2 separate regions of the Homo sapiens genome follow, and region 1 is linked to region 2. Evidence: read pairs that join two places in POLR2A ChIA-PET (ENCODE). Cell type or tissue: PC-9. All regions are shown on one strand. Each heading gives the region's core, and the rest is flanking DNA. Links, peaks and the distances in the headings are about the cores only. Region 1 overlaps GALNTL6 (polypeptide N-acetylgalactosaminyltransferase like 6). Region 2 overlaps GALNT7 (polypeptide N-acetylgalactosaminyltransferase 7).

Region 1 (9,511 bases), core at 2,136-7,135, 280 kb before region 2:
GATGTCACTGGTTTGGAAGGAGTATATTTGCTTTTTTTATAGAAAATATCAATCAGTTTTCCCTATCAGTTTTGCATGAATTTTCCTTGCTACAGGAAACAGTGATGGACTGCTGGTCAGTGTGACTTGGAACTTTAAGGCTAGACCTTTGAAATTCAACAGTTTAGGTCCCCATTAGTTTGATTTTAGAGCAGGAGTTAAGAAATAGTTTGAAGATGTATTTTTACCACACCTCAGCTGTGAGCTCCACAAAACAGAAAGGCCATTGCTTTATAATTTAAGGCTCACAGAGAAATATTTCAGGGAAGTAGTTATACCATGAAATACTTTACAAATGTTACATTACAGTTTCATATGCCAAATGAAATTTGACATTTTCACCTTTGTTCCCCTTAAAGAGCCAAGTCATCTCTTTTAATATGTTGAATGTGTTTAGCAGTGCTGACATTCGCAATAGATAACCCAGACCGTGAATTATTTTACCTGAAAATAAAGACAATTTGCAGGCCTTCCTTAGAAGACCGGCTATTACACTCAAGAATGGGCTCAAGAGAATCTACTTCTCTAGAGAACTTGAAAAGCCCCATGGGTCTCAGGGGTTTTGCTGCCATCCTGTCCAGGGCTAAAAGGTCATATCCTCAGAACCAGTCCCATGATTTTGATTGCAGGTCTTCATGGACTAATGGTCCTGAATCTTACACAGAGCTTAACAACTGTATATTAGACCATATTTTCAACCTGCTCACATTTCAACCATCTGACCTGACTTCAAAGGGAGAATTATTTTATCTAGACACCATATTGTGTGAGTAGTTTTTCAAGTACTAAAAATTTGCTTTATCTTCAAAGCCTGTGACTATGGCCCTTGGCTTTGAGGATAATATTGGAAGTGGCTTTTCATGATTGTACTAGAACCAGAGCAAATCTTAGATTTATTGGCAATTCATATATGAATCCAACCATTGGGAGAAGTGTTTATATTCATAAAATAGCACTCTAGAAAAAAAATGACAGGAATATTAAATGTGGAGACATTAGTTAAAAGATCAGCTGCTTACCCCGCACAGTGTGGTTCAGTGAAAATACAGCTGCATGCCATTTTCTGACTGATGATGCAGGAAATATGATGACCAGCCACGTCCAGCTTGCAGGCCACTTGAGGTTTCTTCCCACAATCTGGGAGTGGAAGGGGGCCACACTGTCTCCACAGCACATAAGCCAACTTCTGTGGCTTTCCTTCAAAGCAGCATTCCCTGCTTTTAAATATCTTGACGCAGGTTCAAGTGGAGCACAGGAACTGCTATTCCCGTAGATTCTTTCTCCCACAGAATACTGAAAACTCATGAACTCCTGACTTAAAGTACCTTTCAGGATTTTCAGTTATCCTTTTGATGAGTTTCTCTGCAGATATTCTTGAAGTCTCACGGTGAAGTTTTCTATCAGATCTCATTTTCTCTCCTCTTGTGCACCCTTAATTTACTTATCTGAGTTTTGTAAATTGTAGGGAGAAAAAGAAGAGCTAAAGTAAACTTGTTCATCTCCTAAGTTACTTCTTATAACTGTTTTAAATGCCTGCTTTCATGTTTCTGACATGCCATGCTCTTTTGTCTCATAACAAATATTTGAATAACTCATTTCAAAACATAACATTGTCACCTGAGTTTTCAAAAACCCTTGGTCAGCCAAGCTGGCTTTTGGTTATTTCCTCACCTGACCACGCCTCTGTTCCAACAGGGCACTCATGAGAGAATCTATAACAAAACACTTCTTTCCTTGACTTTATGAAATCACAGCACAAAAACCTAAGAAAAAAATTTAACTGTGGTAGAATGATTTATATTCCTTTGGATACATACCCAGTAATAGGACAAATGCATGATATGTTCATTGCAGCACTATTCACAATAGCAAAGACATGGAATCTATCTAAATGTCCATCAGTGACAGATTGGATAAAGAAAATGTGACACACACACACACACACACACACACCATGGAATACTATGCAACCATAAAAAAAATGAGATCATGTCCTTTGCAGGGACATGGATGAAGCTGGAGGCCGTTATCCTTAGCAAACTAACGCAGGAACAGAAAATCAAATATTACATGTTCTCACTTACAAGTGGGAGCTAAATGATGAGAACACATGGATGCATAGAGGGGAACAGCACACACCGGGGGCTATGGGAGGGTGGAGGGTGGGAGGAAGGAGAGATCAGGAAAAATAACTATTAAATACTAGGCTTGGTATCTGGGTGACAAAATAATCTGTACAACAAACCCCCATGACACAAGTTTACCTATATGACAAACCTGCACATGGACCCCTGAACCTAAAATAAAGTTAAAACTTTTTTTAACTTAAAAGAAGAATTAATAGTTTCGGAGGGCTCTCATTCTCATGTGATCAGAAAAACACAAATTGTTCCATATGCTCTGTTTACAAAGAGTAAGTCCAAGCTAGCAAAGCTTTCTAATCTTCAAAGATGATATGAGAGGGCAGGAATAAACTTGCACTCAGGCAGAACCAAGTAGAGTGATGTACCCCTGGCTGTTGATCACAAGACGAGCTACTTTCCAGTGAACTGTATGAGTCAGGATGAAGTCACCACTCTTCTGCCATTTTCTAACTTTTCCTTTCAGAAATGGATTTTTTTAAGTCCAGGTTTAAAATCTAGAGCCTCTTGCAAAGGTTAGGAGATGTTTGCTCCTATTGCTACTCCATGGTGCCTTTTCTTGTGCCACCGCAGCCTCCCCTAGAGTCAAGCCACTCATGGGTAACCAGGTCTTCTTCTTCAGTCTTGTATTTTGAAGACTTCATTGTCATGTCTCCATCCCTTGGCAGCCCCGAGTGTTAAAGTGATTTTCTTTCTAACTCCACTTCAGTGTCTCTATCTGTACCAGACTCCAATCCTATTTTTGACTAGGATCACTTCTTTTCTAAACCCAAGGACTCACAGCCTTCTTTAATTTCCATGTGTTTCCTTGAGCTCAGTAAAGCAGTTGCCACAGATTTAACGCCTAAAATGACATTTTTTCCAGTGAATTAGTTATAACCATTACCATTTGCTTGGTAAAAAGAGCCCAGGTCTAGGAATTAGACATGGGTGCGAATCCTGCCTGCTGTCTGCTGGTTGGATAGTACTGGACAAACCACCTACTTTCTCGGAGCCTCAGTTGCAAACGTGAATGAAAACACAGCATGGCGAGAGTGCAGATGAGGAAGTGAAATGATGCCCGTGAAAGCATCCAGTTCAGTAAGAACCTTAATTTATTTTCCTTCTAGCAGAAAAGAGTTGCTTATCCTAACCCCAAAAGGTAGTAGAGTAGCTTATTTATATGAATTTCTCTCTGTGTCTATTTGTGAAAATCAACTTGTTTTTGGCCAGAGATCCTTAACTTAAAACTTTCTATTTTGTGATAATAGACTGGGAAGGGTGAGTGGGGGCAGGGGGAAGGGTGAAGAGATGTGGATTAAAGAGTACAAACATGCAGTAAGATAGAGGGAGTAAATTCAATGTTTGATAACAGAGTGGCATGACTATACTTCATAAAAATGTATTGTGTTTGGGAGATGGACACCGTAAATACCCTGACTTGGTCACTATGCTTTATATGCATGTAATGGAATTTCTCATGTTCCCCATAAATTCACACAAGTAAAAAAGTTTTTGTTTTGATGCCAGACATGTTTCACAAATAATAAAATGCTTAGCTTCAAGTGGCAAGACATGGCTTTAGGAAAAGGTGATTTGAAGCAGAACACATATAAACCTAAGGGCCCTCTGATAATATTTCTGCTGTGGGCTCTTCTTTCTCTTGCATAATGTAAGCCAGCTTCTGAAATGAGTAGTCCCAACAAGTCCCAGGGCAAGAGAGAGATGCCAAAGCAATTACATTTATGGTAAATTCAGAAAAGGAAAATGTGCACAAGATAGGAAGAAAATCTCTGCAGGCATAATTTGAAGGAAAGGCACTAGGTGGTCTCTGCCAGCAGTCATTGGATGTGACTAGCATGGAGCAATTAGAGGTGGAATGGATCTGTTTAAGCAAAAATGGTGTGATGGCTATGAGGCAAAGCCTTAAATAGTGAAAAATCCTATAAGAATCACAAAAGCATTCCTAGTATGTTGCATTTATATGCTGCTTTTAATTTCTACAAGCACTTCACAATTTTTTTATCAGAGTCTCAAATGAATTATGTTAGGGCTTATATGTAATTCTATTCTCAAATATCCCTATCCCCAAAATGTTTATTTTAATTCTGCTTTTCTCCTGTATATATCATTCCCATCACTATCAAGCTTCTTGAAAGAGAAACTTCCATTTGTTGACTCTGTTCACCTTCCATTTTTTTCTCAGTCCTCTTGGCAATCTGTCTTCTACCTTCATTCATGAAACCACAGAAACTGTCCTTTGAAAGGTCTCTGGTGACTTCCTTATTGCCAAATCCAACAGCCTCTCCCTAGGCCTCCCCTACTGGATCCCTCTATGAAATTTGACACTGCAGCTCACCCCTCCCACCTTGAAACTCTTCTCCCAGGCTTCTTTATGATTTCTTCTTATTTTCTCCTTCTTATTTCTAGCTACACTTTCTTTGCTCACTTTCAAAAAAAGTCATTCCCTGGAGTTCCCCCCTCAATCTTCTCAAATTCATTTCTATTCTTTGCTTGAGTGAGATCATGTACTTCTATTATTTCAATTCTTACTCATACGTGGTTGCATCAGTCCAAGTCCAGCCAGAAGACAGAAATCACACCAGTAATTTGAATAGGGACATTTTAATATTAAAAAAAAAAAAAAAACGTTGGCTGGTAAAAGGGGTAAAAGAGGGCTCTAGGGAGTACTGAAGCAGCAACTCCAAAAAACAATAACTATCATTAGGGCTGAGGAATGTGAGCAAGGCAGGAACTTGGAAACTTAGAAGAACTCTCCAACTTTTCCCACGCCAAGGTTGAGATTCAGGCCTCATTTGATGTGGTGTGGCTGTCATATACATGCAGCTTGGTAGTGATAAAGAAACTTGCAGGACATAGCAGCTGCTGCTTATCTCTGAGGGCCACTCCTGCGAGGGCTGCTCTCTTCCACCCCACCCCACATGCCCATTTACTGGCTATCACATGGAAAAACTGTGCATGCGTGCGCACTCACACACACACACGAAAAACCTTCCTCCTGCTCAGCCCTTCCAGTGTCCTTCCAGCACCCTCTATTAGCAAAATTGTATCCACTGACAAAATTGTATCCACTGACAAAGGAGAAATATCTACAGGGTCCATCTTGAGAATCACAAACTAAGGCAAAAAAGGATTTGAAGTTGAAAGGCAAAATATTAGTAGAATATTAGCAAAATATTAGTAGAACAGTAGATAAGAGCATATACCCAAATAGGCATTTCTTACCCTGACCCATCTTCCAAATTTCAGACTTCTAGGTGTCTATATATAGATGTCCCAGAGACACCTCAAACTCAGCATGCCTTCTTTATTATACTCATGGAAACAGTTGTCAAGAGCTGTAATTTTTATTTAAAATGTCTAAACACATATCTTCTTTTGAATACATATTATATATATATATATATAATTTGGATATATTATTTGGATACATTCTATCATTAGTTCAGATTCTCATTGCCAATTAGAACTAGTACCCATTATGACAATTACATAACTCTCCACCTGTCTTTCTCATAATCACCAGAATTTACTGTCTAAAACAAGTTTTTGTTCTCAAAAACATTTAATGATCTTTTTGCCAACAGAACAAGGTCTAAATCCCTTATCTTGATATTTAAGACTCTTCACAAAATGGCACCAATACACTGCCCCAGTCTCATTTCTTACTACATCTTGATACTACTGCTACTACTACTATGAAACATTAACATCTATTGAGCACATAATATGGTCCATACACTAAAACAAATATATGTATAATCTCATTTAATACTCACATCACATTTATGAAGCATTATCCTTAATTTTAAGGAAAAAAACTGAGGCAAAAATAAGTTAAGTTAACTTGCTTAATGCCATGCAGCCCTACTAAATGGTGAAATCAAACTCTGGGCAGTCTAACTTCAGAATATGTGCATTTAACCACTACATTATATGTCTCCCGAAAAATAAATGAGAGTAGAAACACATTTAACAAATGGGTCTAAAGACTCATAAAAAACCACAAAATGTTACTGAAAGAAATTGCATATCTAAATAAATGGAAAAACATCCCATGTTCATGGATTTAAAAACGTGTTATTGTTAAATGGTGATACTACGCAAAGTGATCTACAGATTAGATGCAATCTATCAAAATCTAAATGGAATATTTTGTGAAAATAGAAAAACCCATCCTAAAATTTATATGGAATCTCAAAGGAACCTGAATAATGAAAACAATCTTGAACAAGAAAAACAAAGTTGGAGAACCCACATTTCCTAATTTCAAAACTTAATACAAAGCTACAGTAATCCAAAAAATGTGTGGTACAGGCATAAAGATAGACATATAGACCAAGGGAATCCAATAGATTGCCAAGAAATAAGCCCTCACATGCAAAGTTAATTGATTTTTGACAAGGGTGCCAATATCACTCAATAAGGAATGGACAGTCTGTTCAACAAATGGTGCTGGGAAAACTGGATATCCACTACTAATGGATTGAATTATGTCTCCCCAAAATTTATATGTTGAAATCCTAATCCTTGGTACCTCAGAATGTAACCTTATTTGGAAATCAGGTTATTGCAGATGTAATTAATTAAGATGAGATTATTCTGAGTATGGTGGGCCCCAATCCAATATGATTGGTGTCTTCATAAAAAGGGGAAATTTGGACACCAGCACACACACAAACAGAACATCAAGTGAACATAAAAGCAGAAACCAGCATGATATGTTAACAAGCCAAGGAACATCAAAGATTGCCACAAACCACCAGAAACTAGGAGAGAAGCATATTATGTACTCTCTTTCACAGCCCTCAGGAGGAACCAACCTGCAAACACCTTGATCTTGGTCTTTTAGCCTCCAAAACTGTCAGGCAATAAATTGCTGTAGTTTAATCCACTTGGTTTGTGGTGCTTTCCTTCGGAAGCCATTTCAAACTAATATATCTACGTGCAAAAAAATGAGGTTGTAAAATTTACTTTACACTATACACAAAATTTAATTCTAAATGGACCTAAACATAAGAGCTAAAACTATAAAACTCAGAATAAAACATAGGGGAAAATCTCCATGGCATTGGAATGTCAATGATCTCTTAAATATGACACTAAAGCACAGGCAACAAAAGAAAACAAATAGATAAATTGGACTTCATGAAAGTTAAAACTTTTGTGCATCAAAGGCACAATTGACAGAATGAAAAGGTAACCCACTGAATAGGATAAAATATTTACAAGTCATATATCTGATAAGGGATTAAGATCTAGAATATATATTTTCAAAACTCCTTAAACAAAAATAAAACCACAAATGACTCAATTCAGAAATAGGCAAAGAACCTGAATAGGCATTTCTCCAAACTATACAAATGCTCAATAAACAAATGAAAAGGTTTTCAACATCATTAGTCATTAGGGAAAAGCAAATCAAAACCACAATGAAATACCAGTTTACATCCACTAGGATGGCTATTACATAAACCAAAAAAACTACAAGTGTTGGCAAAAATATGAAGAAATTGGAACCATTGTACATTGCTTGTGGGAATGTAAAATGGTTCAGCTACTGTGGAAAACACTTTCATGGTTCCTCAAAAAGTTAAACATAGAATTACCTTAGGACCCAGCAATTTCATTCCTAGGTGTATGGGCAAAATAATTGAAAACAAGGATGGGAAAGATATTTACATGCCAGTGTTCACAGAAGCATTATTCACAGTAGCCAAAAAGTAGAAACAGGCCAGGAGCAGTGGCTCACGCCTGTAATCCCAGCACTTTGGGAGGCAGAGGTGGGCAGATCAAGAGGTCAGGAGATCGAGACCATCCTGGCCAACATGGTGAAACGCTGTCTCTACTAAATTACCAAAAGTTAGCCAGGTGTGGTGGTGCACACCTGTAGTCCCAGCTACTCAGGAGGCTGAGGCAGCGGAATCACTTGAACCCAGGAGGTGGAGAGTACAGTGAGCCAAGATTGTGCCACTGCACTCCAGCCTGGTGACAGAGTGAGACTCCATCTCAAGAAAAAGTAAATAAAAAAGTAGAAACAGTGCAAGTATCCATCAATAGATGAATGGATACAAATTTGGCATATTTATATATGTATATATTTATATATGTGTTTATTCATATAAATATATATGAGGTCGGGCATGGTGGCTCACACCTGTAATCCCAGCACTTTGGGAGGCCAAGGTGGGTGGATCATGAGGTCAGGAGATCGAGACCATCCTGGCTAATAAGGTGAAACCCTGTCTCTACTAAAAATACAAAAAAATTAGCCAGGCGTGGTGGTGCACACCTGTGGTCCCAGCTACTTGGGAGGCTGAGGCAGGAGAATCACTTGAACCCAGGAGGCGGAGGTTGCAGTGAGCCGAGATCGGGCCACTGCACTCCAGCCTGGGGGACAGAGTGAGACTCCGTCTCAAAAAAAAAAAAAAAAAAAGAATATTGGCCTTAAAAGGAAATGAAGTTCCGATACATGCTACAATGTTAAGTTAAATAAGCCAGACACAAAATGGCAAACACGGTATGGTTCCATTTATATGAGGTTTACAAAATATTATTTATAGTCAGTAGAATAGACAGTACCAGGGGTTGGGGGAGAAGGGGAAGTAGGGAGTTATTGCTTAATGATTAATAGTTGCTGTTTCGAATTATGAAATATTTTAGACATAGATCTTGGTGATGGTTACACAACATTTTGAATGCACTTAATGCTATTCAATTGAACATTTAAAATGGTTAAAATAATAAACTTTACATTATGTATATTTTATCACAATTTTTTAAAACAGCTCATGAGAAGATGTCAAAGGGCTGGGAGACTGGGATGGAGAGGAAAGGAGTGGGACATTCAGTACCTAGGACTAGAATCAGCAGAAATTGTTCATTCATTGAGGGGTAGGGAGGTGGGTATGTTTGGTGTGGCGCTCAAATTGCCAAATTGAGATCTTGGGGGATTGTGTAAGACACAGTGAAGATTAACCAGTGATACACACTGAAGAACAGGCCTGCAATGCTGGGCCAAGGCTTGTTCATCTGCATTCTCCTTCGACTTAAGTGCCGTGAGCAATCCCATGATACAATAGAAATGTGATTTGGCCATGGCAGCACCCCATTTACCATCACAGACAATTCAGCCAAAAAAATTAACAAACAAATAAATAGTAGCTAACATTTACTGACCACTTGCAACGTACAAACACTGTGCCAGGCACTTCGCATGCATCTGTTTAATCCTCACAACTGCCCTCTGAGGCATGATCGTCTTCATTTTACAAACCTTATGTTGAGCCATGCTATATCATGTGCCATTCCCTAAAAAATGCTGTACACTG
Region 2 (9,511 bases), core at 2,288-7,287:
AATTACAATGAAGCAGAGATGTAAAAAGATAAGTAAAGATAACTCAATTGATTCCGGAAATGAGGTAGACTACCGCAATAATTTTTTGAAATAGTATTACCAAATTTTCTCCTTTACAACGTTTTTAAACATCTCATATGTATCAATTATATGCTAATGAACTACTTGTTTCCTAATATCTTTAACAAGATAAATTACTAAGTGTAGCCAACATATATTCTTACTAACCCCAGAAAATGTCTGTTCTGTGAGTTAATAAATGTTAACTGTTGTATATTACATACTCTTTTCCATATTTGTTTTACAGTGGAGAGGGTCTTCAAAAAACGATCTAGTACATCTCTTCATTTTGCTATAGGGCCATTACTATCAATGTTTAAGACTTCTGTAAGTAAATATTACAACCTGTCTTGCAACCAATCCTGTAATATCTAACAATTCTCTTTTGAGAAATTATTTACTAACTCCAGCCTAAAGTTATCATGCTGCTACTGTAAGACTGTACCTCTTCAGTCATTAACAGTGTTGAAATTTGCTTTTGGAAATGTAAGTCCTCCATATGGTTGATGTCATTTCCTCATTGTAATTAGAGTACATCGAGAAGGCATATAATCACTCACTGAGTGATGAAACATGGATTGGGAGAGATGACTCAATAAACATTTTAAGGAATGTTTGTAAAGTGTGATTTTCAAATCTGTGTTGAACTTAAATTCCCAACTTGTTCTCTGCACAACTGTTTTTTACTGACTTGCACCTTGGTACAATGCCATTGGTCTCCATTGAAGTCTTTATGGAAAACAGCACAGTGAAACTCTTTACTGTGTTTACCATAAGGAGGCCCCTGTTGTTGTTGTTTAAAAACAACAACAAAAAATCCCATCCGATCTTCACGCCATGAATATTGTACTTCTTCTGAACAACTGGTTTGTTAAACACAGACCTCACCAGGTTTTCTTGCTAGAAAATTCAAGCCAATATTGTGATTTACCCATAAGAAGTATTTGGTATACCCAACCCACCATGCTACTCACTTGGGGTGGTGCGTTCATAGTGTGCTCATTGTCAGTCGTACCCCAGAACTGTGCACACAGGAGCCCTTGACCCTCTGGTATATACTTCTAAAACCTCATTCTTGATTCCTCCTTCTTTTTCCTCTCATTCTTTCTTTATCCATCTTTTTCCCTCCTTCTATTTTTAACTTTTGTAATACTGTTTTATTCTGTGTGTCTTTGTAAGCTGCTCAAAGTCCTTGTGGAATAAGGTGTAGCATAAGTTAATAACTAAGTCAAAAATGCAGACCTTTATTTGCTCAGACTGTTAAGTTATCTATACATCCATGCATGGTGCCCAATGTTGATCCTTACTCCTGTTGTTTCAGCTCAAATATATTGGTGTTTGATAAGCTGGTACTTCTGTAACACAGAATATGGCATGTAAGCTCATATTTGAAATGAGAGTCCAATATAGCTATAAACATATGGCTTACACTGTGAAATGTTCTTTTTTTCCTTTCCCAGGGAGTTTTGAAGAAATATACAAGAACATATGTCCAGTCCTAGGAATCCCTGCCAGATTTTTTTTCTCTAAATTGTGGTTTGAGATTTCAAATCATTAACTGGATACATCTGTCTGAGTATGTTTTCCTTTTCAAAAAAAGAAAATTTGAAAATAGCTACCCAAAAGACATAGTTCAGTATTCTTAATTTTCCATAACATAGTTAGTATCCTCAACCTTTAAAATTAAACTGACATTCTCTGAGCTGTGTGCAGTCATTTTGTTGGTGGCCATGTATTTCCTGGGTATTGGGTGAAAATAAGGAATTTATTTTCCTGTATGTTGTTTAAGCATATATTTGTGTGTAATTCTTAGTAAACTTGTAGGTTTAAGGAAAGAGCCTTCAAATTAGAGTCAAAGGATTCATTTTTAAATCTTGCTGCTGTCACTAACTGTGTGACTTTAAGCAAATCATATAACCTAACAGAGCCTCAGTTTCTTTATATATAAAATGAATAATAATAATAATGCCTGCCCTTTCTATTTCACAGGGTTACTGTGAAACTCACATGAGATAACATGTATTAAAGTGCTTTGAAACTAATAGCAGAGCTATTAGAACTGCATTGCCTCAGTCTGGGATAAAAGGAGATCACAATAACTAATAGCAAAATCACCATTTATTTGGCTTAAATACTATCTACTCTGCTAGAATTTTAACTCCCTCAAATTCACAACTAGTTCTGGGAGTCAGCCGGGGATGTTGAACATATGCTTGGGAATGGATCCTGTTGGATTCCTCATGGATGCTCATGTGCCTTCTCTGTGGCTCACTGCTGTCGTCTCCTCTGCTGCTCTTGCAGCCAGTGCTTAGTGACTCCACGGTCATAGGACCTGACGCCTCTAATGTCCTCACCAAAAGGAAATACAGTCATCCCCATGCAGCCACTCTTAACAACTGTCAGCTGTGAAGTTCTCACCTACATCTTCTCTCATGGTATCTCAACATGGGGAGCATAACTTTCTCATTTTTGGGGGCTCATTAGGACACTAAGTGAGGAGGAGCATCAGGGGATGGCTGAGACTGAGGTGTTCTCTAAAACTGTATTCGAACGTTTCTGTCCCAGAGTTTATACACATTATTTAAGGTTATAGTAGAGACTGCAAGCTGAATGGTCCAATGACGATGTGACCTTTAAGAAGCCTCTGGCTTCCTTCGTGAATTCTAACCGTACCGTTACTGTGTTTGAGGATCACTGGCAGCCGAGCTCTGAGTGGGGAACTGAGATAAGAAAGGTGTTGTCATGATAACACCTGGACAGCTGCATCCCACAGACTATGGGAGTGCCAGGAAACTGGCTACCTCACAGCAGAGTAGAGAAAATGGAAATAAACACAAATATAAGCTTTTCAGTGAGCTGTGGGTCAGAGAAGGCCACAAGTGGTCTGGCAGATCATGGTGCAGCTCTTTGTTTCATGAGCTACGTGCAGCAGTAGTTTTTATGAGCTCTTTTTGTAGCTTTCCAGCCCTAGGATTCAGCCATGGTAAGGTGGAAAGTTTCTGGTACTAGCCCTGCTGTTCTGCTAACAATGGTCCACTTTCCTCCAAACCCATTGATTATTTAGACATGAAATAAATCTATGCATCTCAACTCTCTGCCTCAGAAAATGAAATCTGTCCCAGGAAAAGTTCAGATGCAGTAACCTGCTAGGAACTAGGGATGCTTGTCTTAAAACCCTACACACATGGCAAACACTGTTTTATTTAGATTGAGCTGATTGGGAGGGGTGGACCTGATAGGGATATGGGCATGATGAGCTAAAGCCACCAACTGGCGCTACCTTCAAAAATGGGTCCTACCTTCCAACTATGGCACCATACAGTACACTCCAAAGCAAGGATTGTAGTTAACAGCCATACTTTCTTAATTATCTAGTTTCATCCTGAAAGGCAGACCCATCCATTAATTCCATGAGCATTGATTTTGACTTTCAGCCTTAAATAGAGCAACAAGTAAACATTTTTTATTCCCCTTTTCATTAATATTTAATTCATTAATGAGGACAGTGGGTAATGTTCTGTGATATAGTACTCGTGTGACAAAGGAGTAGTCCCAGGAAAATTTTTGGAATCAAATCAACAAGTATGTATTGAGTTTTGACATAATACATGAAAATGCTGTTTTGGCTAAGAGCAGAACTTCTGATGATTAGTTTTGCTGACATTTTAATCTTGGAGATGATAAGGTAGAATTATAGGCTTAATTTTGACCTTCACAGGGATTGATTGATAATAACATTGGAAAAAGGTAACTAGGTTATCTTAGAGTCTCTATTAGCCAAGGAAAAGAAGAGAAAGTCTTCAAGGAATTGAGGCATTGTTTGAGAAAATGATTAAATAAAAAACTATAACCACAGTTTTATTTTGTCTAGTTAAAATAAAGAATATATAGTATTATCAAGAAAAGAATAGTCTACATGGGGGTTAGAATAAGGGAACCTAAGAAAAGATGTGATTATTGTACCACTAGCTATCCATCAGAGAGGGAGCTTGAGTCAGTCAGTATAAATTTAGTCTGTTCAGCACACCCTATTGTGGAGGAGGAAGCAGGGAGCTTCAAAACTGTAAGGCATCAGCCATTAAAACAGATTCTGTGTTTGCCAAGCAACCTTCTCATTGTGACCAGAGTTTGCAGGCAGAGTTTCCAGTGATGACTAGGTTGCATGAAAATTTTTTTTTTCTCATTTCAAACAGTATTTTATGTATCAGCTTCTTGTTTGGTGAGCATGTGTAATTCTCTTAAGTTTAATTAATTTTGCATATTTATAACAATTTTTAGGACCTTCCAAGTAGTACCATCTCTGTCTCTAGCTTACCTTCCTGTAACTTCAACAATGACCATAGAGGAAGATCTCCAATAATCTCAAATTTAAAGAGACGATAGATAGATTGATTGATAGATTGATTGATTAAAACTTAGTGAAAAGCTCTCAGTTTAACTCTTAGTTCATTAATATATAATAAACTAAAATTTACAAAAATATCAAGTGTAGCGTTTAGACATGGATTATTTGCCCATAAACAAATCTGTTTAACTAGTTTAACCTTAAACAAAAAAATGTGGAGCGGGGTGGTGCGAGCTACTAGTTGAAAGGATATATGAGTATCTCATAGAACCCAAGGTCAGGAAGTACACATGGTGGCTGTGGGAGACTCGGAAGTACAAACTGAAAAGTTGAGAACTAAAGTCACATGCTCTGTCTTTCTCAGAGTTCATGAATTCTCATCTCTACTTCTTTCTCTCTGCTTCTGCATGAAAATAGCTGTCCAGTCCTTGCCTGACAATGCAAGAGCCTAGTAGAAACCAACAAGAGTTCCAGAAGCTCAGAGTTTGCAGAGAAGGACTCTGATTGGCACTTCTCAAACAGGTGTGCACTCTGAGTCCATTTTGATGGCCTAGGGATGACGTCACATGGTTGCTTTTTCTTGGGAACTGCTGTTTAAGGAGATTCTTAGAGAAGGGGACCTCAGTAGGGCCAAGTGATGGAACAGCTTTCAGAAAAACAGGAGACATTCTAGATATGTATTCCAAGTGTTGTCTGCAACGATTAAAAAATTGCTTTAAATTCTGTTCAGAGTAAAATAATGAAAAAGCAAAGAGTAGGCAGATTATTAGGGCAAATTATATGATTTTAACGTATGAGAAGAAAGACAGATGTGCAATACTTTTTTGTTTCCTTCTTAGTTATCTGCAGGAGTGATTTCCATATTGAAAGTATTATAACTGACATCTTAAGAGTGCACTAGATTTGTTAAAGCCTTTAAAGCCTCTTACAGCACCAGCTATTGAGGAACTTGCCAGATGAGTTTGAGAGGAAGTACTGTCAGTAATCCTCAGGTACTGGAGAGAAGAGGAGAAATTTTAGGAAACTGGAGGTGGGAAAATACTACCTTATATTTTTCAAAGGGGAGAGAGAAAACTTGTTCTTGGAAACTTGTCACTGATACACAGTATTTAAGGGAGATCATTTAAACATATTTAAAAAGTAGCCATCACTAGGTACCAGCATGGGGCTATGAAAAAGAGTCAGACCAAAGTCACAGCTACACCTAAAAGAAGACATGTGTTTACCTTAGTAGACCAGGAGACTGTGTGATAGATACCTCCTGCAGTGTGAGTTAGCAAGATATTTGAGTAAAGTGTTCAGATCCCCGTGGAGAAGAGAAATAAATATAGTTTGAATGATAGTGCAATTAGGTGAAATTGATAAATGGAGTGATATCAACCTCTCAGGGAAAACACATAGCTTTAAAACAGTATTTGACCTCATATTCCTCCATATAAACAGTAGATAAAGTGGAATCATATTAGTCCAATTTTCAACATAGAAAACTGGGAGGGATGGTTATACACAACAAATGACAAAAACCAAAGAGGGCAGAACCTGCTGGAACATGCACCTAAACCAACAATATAAAATGCAATAAATGTAAACATGGTATTTTATACTAAGTTCAACTGCTGAAATATAAAATGGGAAACATTGGACTTAACAGTAATTTGGGGAGAAAAATTTTAGGGAATTGTGAGATAGCAATATGATATAGTTGCAAAAATACAGTGCCAATATAATTTTAGATTATACTTTTAAAGGAATTATATCCAGACTAAGAGTTGTAGCGTTGATCTCATATATTGTCCAGTCCACATCTGAATTATTGTAGCAGTCCTTTTTGGGAAAGATGTTGACAAAATGGGGCATTTCCAGAGAGGGATAATGAGGAATTTTAATCTATAAATTTCTTTCGAAGCTTAGATTTTTTATTTTGCTATGTGTAATGCACTGTATGGAATAAAATCTACCATACTGTGTTCCCAAGGAGCATACTTTGTGTCATTCCAACCAGTGTCCATAGAAACTGAACACTTGGGTAAAATTCACTCCCCTCAGTCTATTGATTCTGATAACTGGGTTTAACAGTGACGTATTAGGCCATTCTTGCATTGCTGTAAAGGAATAACAGAGACCGGGTAATTTATGAAGAAAAGAGGTTTAATTGGCTCATGGTTCTGCAGGCTGTACAAGCATGGCACTGACATATGCCTGGCTTTGGGGGAGGCCTCAGGAAGCTTACAATCATGGCAGAAGGCAAAGGGGGAGCAGGTCTCACATGGTGAGACTGAGAGCAAGAGAGAGTGGAGGGTAAGCTACACATTTTTAAACAACCAAATCTCACCAGAACTCACTGTTGTGAGGAGAGCACCAAGAGGATGGTTCTAAACATGAGAAATCCGCCCCCACGATCAAATCACCTCCCACCAGGCCCCACCTCCAACACTGGGGACTACATTTTAACATGAGATTTGTGGGGGGCAAACATCCAAACTATATCAAGTGATAAACTGTCTTTTCACTGAAAATGTATATTGATTTCTGAATGCTAAATTAAACTTTGTATTCTACATTAGTAACATATTCAAGTGTCAGCACTGTTTCTTATAAATTGTAAGCATTTTTCCACTTCCTTTTATGATGAAAATGAGCAAAAGAGGTTTTAGATGAAAGCAGGAAAGGTCCTCAATTTATTATAAAATAAAAATGGAGGCCGGGCATGGTGGCTCACGACTGTAATCCCAGCACTTTGGGAGGCTGAGGCAGATGGATCACCTGAGGTCAGGAGTTCGAGACCAGCCTGACCAACATAGCCAAACCTTGTCTCTACTAAAAATACAAAAAAGTTAGCCAGGTGTGGTGGCGCGTACCTGTAGTCCCAGCTCTTCGGGGGGCTGAGGCACAAGAATCACTTGAACCCGGGTGGCAGAGGTTGCAGTGAGGCAAGACCATGCCACTGCACTCCAGCTGGGTGATAGAGCGAGACTCTGTCTCAATAAAAAGGAAAAAAAAAAGGATAGTTAAAAAAAATCAGTGTTTCTCAAATTGAGGATTTGTTTCCTATGCCTAAAGAATCTTCCTGGTTATATTTACTTCAGAATTAAGGGGAGAGAATCAAAAATGACTCTTTGTCTTGAGACTCCTAGTGAATGGTCTAAAAGTAAGAAACAACCTTTAAGAGGAGCGAGAGATGAGTAACTTCCACACACCAAATACACAAAAGCATGCACACACACATTATTGTAGATTAATGATAGTGTATATTGAGTGCAGGGACTCGCAGCCTCAAAATGTTACGTTTTTCATAGTCTGCTGAATTAGATATTATTTATTGATGAAGTCTAAATATAACAAGGTTTTATATTAAACTACAGATGTTAAAAACATAGCTGATACAGAGAAAATGCAAGTGAGACATTTCATTTTTATTTTTGAAATCTATTTTTTAAGTTATTGGAAAATCACTATGGAAATTCATTATTCTCATATTTTCTGCTAATGCCAAGCACCTGACCCAGATAGCTACCCTGAAAATATTCTGTAAAATTACTCTAAGAATAACTCTAATCATTGCAAGCCTGTAATCTGAATGTGAGTATATGTGATCAGAGCAGTTCTACAATGTAGCTGAACCAGTACTGTCCTTGGTGTTAGAGGATTTTAAAGCTTTCTTGGGAAATGAGATACCAAAGAGGAGAAATTAGTCAAAAATATATATCAGGGCCCATCCATTTAAATGTTGTCCTTCTTATTAGAACTTATTACAAATTCTACACCAGTAAAGTGAGAGGAATGATGCAGAATAGGGGGTTTTACCTCAATACAATGGGCATTTCTTTCTTACTAAATCTTAATAGCAAGGCTTTGTGTATTATAAATACTACTTCTGTGTGCTCTACCCAGTGGCTTCATCTCACAGTGACAAACCAGAAAAGAGCTAAACTTTAAGATCCTGCCTTCAGGTTGACGGTGGCAAATGAAAGCTTGTAATTGAAGGTAGCTCAATTTGTGTTGGGCTGAAGCTTTCATTTGGGATAAGTGTCCAATCCAGTCGGCCCAAAATTCAGACTCCCTCTCTGGGCTGTTTCTGTGCTCCAGAGGGTCTCTTTTCCTCTCTTCCTTTTCTCTCTAGCATCCTGGTGACAGGAGGATTGTGCACCCTTGAGGAACATGTTTTAGATGGTTCTGGCCTGCTTACCTCTGTCTCTGCTGCCTCCTCCTGGTTCTGGGTAGGTGTGCCTGTCTTCCCGGGTATACTGGCACCCTTTCATCTGCTGCTGAAGGAACCCCTGCTGCAGTAACTTCTATTCAGTTCTCTTGCTGCCTTTGGGACCAACGGTCCTTTCCTCACCAGACCCACTATGGGGACTTATCTCCATTTTGGCCCTCACTGGTACTGTGGATCCTCTGAAGCCCGCTTGTCTACAAGAGCCTGTCGTGTCTTAAGCCTTCCATCCCATAGAGTTGCCACATGTCATCCTATTCCTTATTACTGTGACCCCTGGCAGGCCACTGGCTCTCAACTCTTAGCTACCATCCATGTTCCCCACTGGAAGCATGTGGAAACGTCTGGGCTCCCTGGCTGCACCCTACAGCCAAGGGAGACTGCACAGCAGATGTGGAAAGGGAAGTTGTCTCTAGGTCTCCTGCCCAAGTACACTTCAGCATGGTTTCTCTTTCACATGGCAACCACCTTCTATTGGATAGTCTCCTCCAAAGCTGGGAAATGGAGGCTGCGCACAAATCCGTTCCTTCATCTGCTTTTGTTACCTTCTATCCCCTTGTTCCCTCCAGATTTCCTACCTCTCCCTAGTAGAAGAGCTTCTACTTCCCTTTTCTGTGGAAGAGGAACATGTCCTCCTCCACAGAATGTGGAGCCATGTGGACTTAACTTGTTCTGTTGCAGTTTTGCCAGTGCACCTTAAAGTAGCGGTTTCTCGTTGTCTGAACAAGTACCCGGGGTTCTTTGTCCTGCATCCAAAAAAATTAAGGAGCATGGACACAAGGGTGGGGGTGGAGTGAAAGTTTAATAAGCGAAAGAAAGCACTTCGCAGCGGAGAGGGGAGTCCGAGTGGATTGCCGAGTTACAGCTGACTCCAGAAGCTTTTATAAGAAACT

Evidence for each region. Peaks named below come from ENCODE experiments on the same cell type or tissue, not always from the same donor. Only the 100,000 strongest peaks of a DNase experiment are listed, where the experiment ranks them.
Region 1: POLR2A ChIA-PET joins it to region 2 with 5 read pairs; 4 of 35 experiments call an interaction of 5 or more read pairs at or near these places.

The regions. Positions count from the first base shown.
Region 1 is chr4:172,994,198-173,003,708 of GRCh38, forward strand. All of the region lies in intron 10 of GALNTL6 (polypeptide N-acetylgalactosaminyltransferase like 6), which reads left to right. Among named protein-coding and RNA genes, the nearest start is that of GALNT7, 170 kb to the right of the region's middle. In PC-9, for the core only: no CTCF peak of the experiment used is centred there; DNase peaks (open chromatin) are centred at 4,454 and 4,564; H3K4me3 peaks cover 261 bases; H3K27ac peaks cover 1,354 bases.
Region 2 is chr4:173,272,587-173,282,097 of GRCh38, forward strand. All of the region lies in intron 2 of GALNT7 (polypeptide N-acetylgalactosaminyltransferase 7), which reads left to right. It overlaps LOC124900812 (a long non-coding RNA gene), which reads right to left. Exons shown (of 3, transcript XR_007058367.1): 2 at 1-9,511. Among named protein-coding and RNA genes, the nearest start is that of MIR548T, 9.2 kb to the left of the region's middle. RefSeq lists a silencer at 2,728-2,930. In PC-9, for the core only: no CTCF peak of the experiment used is centred there; no DNase peak of the experiment used is centred there.